2 separate regions of the Homo sapiens genome follow, and region 2 is linked to region 1. Evidence: read pairs that join two places in POLR2A ChIA-PET (ENCODE). Cell type or tissue: K562. All regions are shown on one strand. Each heading gives the region's core, and the rest is flanking DNA. Links, peaks and the distances in the headings are about the cores only.

The links. ChIA-PET counts read pairs that join two places held together with the same protein. Peaks named below come from ENCODE experiments on the same cell type or tissue, not always from the same donor. Only the 100,000 strongest peaks of a DNase experiment are listed, where the experiment ranks them.
Region 2: POLR2A ChIA-PET joins it to region 1 with 8 read pairs; 2 of 35 experiments call an interaction of 5 or more read pairs at or near these places.

What each region holds. Positions count from the first base shown.
Region 1 is chr1:75,519,619-75,522,434 of GRCh38, reverse strand. The region is part of intron 2 of SLC44A5 (solute carrier family 44 member 5); the gene reads left to right. It also overlaps the pseudogene LOC100422213. Among named protein-coding and RNA genes, the nearest start is that of SLC44A5, 90 kb to the left of the region's middle. In K562, for the core only: no CTCF peak of the experiment used is centred there; a DNase peak (open chromatin) is centred at 1,434.
Region 2 is chr1:75,467,369-75,470,184 of GRCh38, reverse strand. All of the region lies in intron 2 of SLC44A5 (solute carrier family 44 member 5), which reads left to right. Among named protein-coding and RNA genes, the nearest start is that of SLC44A5, 140 kb to the left of the region's middle. In K562, for the core only: no CTCF peak of the experiment used is centred there; no DNase peak of the experiment used is centred there.

The DNA of each region.
Region 1 (2,816 bases), core at 163-2,662:
CAGGAAAGAAAAAAGTGACCTGGATCCCAAATACAGGGATTTCTCAATTATTCTTAACTTATTCTTTTTTTTTTTTTAAAAAAAAGTCCTGATTGTTTTCATGAATATATTATGATACATATTTACAAAATTTATACAGTTTACGTCATGCCATAACACACTGGTGCATTATACACATAGAACACTCCAGCAGTTTGCTCAAAACATTAAGAAACCAGGTTCTGTTACATGTCGTTTGTACTAAAGTCACAAGCATCCTCCTCCTCTTTGGTCATTTTATCCAAATTAAAAGACCTTGAAAACTATTCACCTGCTGTAGACTCCTCAGGCAGTTGCTTTTGCAGGGGAGATATCTGAGCTCTTTTAAACAACTTCTTCACCATCACCACTTTCCTGGGCACTGTGAGTGTTGTGCTTCCTCTCCTCCTGCTCCTTCTCTTCCTGTTTTGGGATTTCTTCAGAGTATGTCTTTTTCCTCTATTATTTTGTGAAACCCAAAGACCAGAAAAGGATGCTGCTGGCTAAACGAGGGCCCCTGATGACTTGTACACTGCGTGCATTGTTTTTTTTCTAGTTCTTCCAGATTAAGCCTCATGTGATGTCTGTCCCAATACTCTCATTAGAATGTGGAGGAGTCCAGGATGTAGGCAAGTGACATTTGTAACTTAAAGGGGCACCTATTCACTCAGACCACAGCAGTACGGCAGCACCTCCTATATTTGAGCTTCTACCTTTTTGGTGTATTCCTTTTCTCTGCACAAGCAAAGCAAAAAATTCCGGAGAATTACTATAGTTTGGGGCAGCAAATTCCAGTTTTACCTGTCAAGCATCAGCCTGGGACCAGATGACACTGGGAGCCTCCATTATCTTAACCTGTTTTTAAATTCAAATTCTCCTTTATGTTTTGTAGTACTCTATGGTTTTTAAACTGTTTTCACAAATATTAGCTCTTTAATCACTATAAAATGATCTCAAGAGGCAAGTCAGACAGATATTCACATTTCAGAAGAGAAAATGAAACCTGAAGAAGTTGTGATTTTTTTTATAGAATTAAGAATGACAGAAGATCCTTGACGCCTACCTCTGTGCTGTCTGCACTTCATCCCAATGCTTATGTCGTCCCAGACGTTACACTATTTCCCTGCTTTTAGACTTTTTCTTGTTTTGACTGCATTTTAAACTAGTCCATCTGTGAATAGTATTTAAAAGTATGATCATGTGGTTGACTTCCCTCAACTTCAATGTGATATTTCAGTGGGCCCACTATGCTGTTTGAAATTTGAATGCTACCCCTGTTTTTGTTTTTCACTTTTGTGTCCTTGTGTAAGGTTGAACAGAGTTTATTGCTGTATGTACATCCCATTTTGAGCTTATGAGAGCTTTTCTGTTAACGAGTTAAGTGTTACTGTGTTTCAACCCCTGCTACCCTGTGTCAGGACAACTGACCTCAGGAATATATTGCTGAGTCATATTTAAAAAAAACCCTTGACCTTTCTCCCTGTCAAAGCAAACTTGAACATATGACAGTGTTGTCTAAAATAGGACAGAGTTGGAATTTATTTTTCAGTAAATTATGGATAATTGAAAAATAGTGTATTGTTAAAAACAGTACAATCTCCCCCTGCCCACTGCCCCACTGTACTCTATTTTCTTACAAGCATACTCTAAAGTGGTGGAAATGATTTTCTTTAGCTATCATGATGCTATTTTAACTTATGCCTCTTAATTCTACTTCATTTTGCGAGTCTTTCAGACCAAAATTATTATTTCTTCTAAACTGACTTCTTATAGTTTATCATTCCCAGTTGAAATTCTCATTGTCTCCCTCCTTTCCTCCCTTCTTACCCACCTTTCCCCTCCTCTTTCTCATTCTTTCTTTCAATTATCCCTGTCTATTCTTTCATCTATATCTACTGTCTGTCCATCCTTCTGTTCATGCCCCCATTCATCCATTTATTTGGCTTTAGGTAATAGGGAAGCCCATTATTAGCATGCATAATTGTCAAAGAACAATTTCAAAATTTGAAGTTTAAAAGTCTTCTTAAATTGGGTATGTTTAAGTGAGTTTGGGATTGGCCTGCCCATCCCAATTTAAAAACAATTTTTAGAGACATGGTTTAACTATGTTGCCCAGGCTGGTCTTGAACTCCTGGGCTCAAGCAATCCTCCCACCTCTGTCTCTCAGGTAGCTGGATTGCAACATCACTCTGGGCATGCCACTCCAATTTCAAGAGTGTTTCATCATAACAATATTATATTATTATCCCTTAAAATATAATCATTTAACCTAGTGCTCACAATTTATAGGACATTGTGTGATGACAAAAACAAAGACAGCCTTTGCTTAAGAGATTGAAACTTAAAGTCAGTTCAGAGTGTGATAAAAATGGGTTTCTGTCTCCATCATGGTATGTTTTTAAAAAATGACCTTTATGATTTCAGTGACTATGCCATTTCAGTCCCGACCACTTTTCTCCATGATTGAGCTGGTCCTACATCAGCTGTCTCAAGATTATTCCACACTGTAAACTCTAAAGGGAAATGGCCATTGGCCAAGGAGCTTGCTTTCAGCAATCCAAAGAGATGTCTTACTTTCTAAGAGACAACCCTACCTCCCTCTTGTGAAAGACATTATGAGGAATTTAGTTGACTCAGAGCAAAGTTGTTAGAGAGTTGTTGTTAAATGATAAGATATATTCTTTAGGAGATGATAGAGATGTTCACTAAAGGAAGAAAGGTAGTAATGGCTTTAGTCTGCTGAGCTATTATTTGTGGAATATTGCATATTTTTCAAACATAATAGGTTTCCTGTGTTT
Region 2 (2,816 bases), core at 2-2,501, 52 kb after region 1:
TGTCTTGAGGATTGATTGGTTTGAAAGCTTGGTTGTTATGAAAAGCTCTTATCTTTCCAGGGTTATTCCTTAGTTGCTCTTACAGAAACACCAAAACTGTAGGAATATCTTTAATATGCTGTCAAATAGAAAGGTTGGTGATAAATACTTGCCTCTAAAGAATGTTTTAGGAGCTTAGGAAATATGCAAGTCATCCGTGAAGCCCTCCTCCCTTTGAACTGCAATTTTTTATTATGGGAGTCAGGATACGTTGACTCTACTTTTTTTTTTTTTTTTTTTTTTTTCTTCACAAGGTCTCTCTCTGTCGCCCAGGCTGGAGTGCAGTGGTGTGATTATAGCTCACTGTAACCTCGAATTCCTGGGCTTAAATGATCCTCCCACCTCAGCTTCCTGAGTAGCTAGGACTACAGGCATACACCACCATGCCCAGATAATATTTACTTATCGTTCAGACAGCGTCTTGCTATGTCTCCCGTTGGTCTCAAGCAATCCTTCTGCCTCACCTCCCAGAAGGCTGGAATTACAGGCATAAGCCACTGTGCTCAGTCTGACTCTACTTTTTGTCTCAAAGCCAGGACACCTTATCCCAATGGCATAATATTTTTATTCCATTATACGCCGTACCATTTTAGTGATTTTTTCCCCTAAGTTCTACACACACTGGTTTCAGAATGATATTGCCAAAAGGAAAGAAGAAGAAATTCACTACACTTTTTTTTTTCTGGGAATGCTAGTAAAATCTGCATCTAAATTATATAAATGGTATTATTGTCTTCTTAAGTGGCACATGGTGTTACAGCTCACGCTTATTATGTCATCATTTACCTTTCATAAGTATTTTCAACATTCTTTTATCAATCAGTTAGTCTTCAACTGTGCTGTCCAAGATGGTAGCCTCTTTTCACATGAAGCTATTGAGCACCTGAAATGTGGCTAGTCTGAATTGAGATGAGCTGTAAATGTAAAATACAGACCAGCCTTCAAAGACTTGGTTAAAACAAAAAGGATTCAAAATATCTCATTTTTATCTCAAATAAATGAATTTATATTGATTACATGTTGAAATGATAATCTGAATATATTGGGTTGAGTAAAAGGCATTATTAAAATTAATTTCATCTGTTTCTTTTTACCTTTTTAATGCAGCTACTAAAAAATTAAAACTTGCATACCTGGCATGCAATATATATACATTTTTAATTTTTCATTTTAATTTTTGTGGGTACATAGCAGGTGTATATATTTATGAGGTACATGAGATATTTTGATGCAGGTATGCAATGTATAATAATCACATCATGTAAAATGGGTGTATCCATCCCCTCAAACATTTATCTCTTGGGTCACTAATAATCAAATTATGCTCTTCTTGTTATTTTTACATGTACAATTAAATTATCATTGACTATAGTCACCCTGTTGTGCTGTCAAATACTAAGTCTAATTCATTCTTTCTATTTTTTTTGTACCCATTAACCATCCCCACATCCCCCAAACCCCATTGCTGCCTTTCCCAGCCTGTGGTAACCATCCTTCTCCTCTCTATCAACATGAGTTCAATTATTTTGATTTTTAGTTTCCACAAATAAGTGAGAACATGGAATGTTTGTCTTTCTGTGCCTGGCTTATTTCACTTAGCATAATGACCTCCAATTTCATCCATGTTGTTGCATATGACAGGCTCTAGTTCTTTTCTATGGCTGAATAGTACTACATGGTGTATAATATGATGTTTTCTTTATTTACTCATTTGTTGATGAACACTTAGGTTGCTTCCAAATTTTGGCTATCGTGAAGAGCGCTACAACAAACATGGGAATGCAGATATCTCTTTGATACACTGATCTTTTTTCTTTTGGGTGTATACCCAGCAGTAGGATTCCTGGATCATATAGTATCTCTAGTTTTAATTTTTTGAGGAATCTCAAAACTGTTCTCCATAGTAGTTGCACTGATTTACATTCCCACCAACAGTGTATGAAAGTTCCCTTTTCTCCTCTCCTTTCCAGCATTTGTTTTTGCCTGTCTTTTGGACATAAGCCATTTTAACCGGGATGAGATGATATCTTATTGTAGTTTGACTTGCATTCCTCTGATAATCAATGGTGTTGAAAACCTTGTTATATGCCTTTTGTATGCCTTTTTTTTGAGAAATGTCTATTCAAATCTTTTGTTCATCTTTTGATTGGATTATTAGATTTTTTTCCTATAGAGTTGAGTTCCTTATGTATTCTGGTTATGAATCTCTTGTCGTATGGTTGTTTGCAAATATTTTCTCCCATTTTGTGAGTTGTCTCTTCACTTTGTTGATTGTTTCTTTGTTGTGCAGAACTTTTTAACTTAATGTTATCTCATTTGTCCATTTTTGCTTTGATTGCCTGCACTTGTGGGGTATTACTCAAGAAATTCTTGCCCAGAACAATGTCCTGGAGAGTTTCCCTGAAGTTTTCTTTTAGTAATTTCATAGATTGAAGTCTTAGATTTACACCTTCAATCCATTTTGATTTAGTTTTTGTATATGGCGAGAGATAGGCATCTACTTTCGTTCTTCTGCATATAGATAACCTGTTTTCCCAGCATCATTTATCGAAGAGACTGTCTTTTCCTCAGTGTATGTTCTTGGCACCTTTATTGAAAATGAGTTCACTGTAGGTGTGTAGATTTATTTCTGTGTTCTCTATTCTGTTCCATTGGTCTATGTGTCTGTTTCTATGTCACTATCAAGCTGTTTTTGGTTTCTATAGCTCCATAGTATAATTTGCAATTAGGTAATTTGATTTCTTCAATTTTGTTCTTTTTGCTTGGGATAGCTTTGG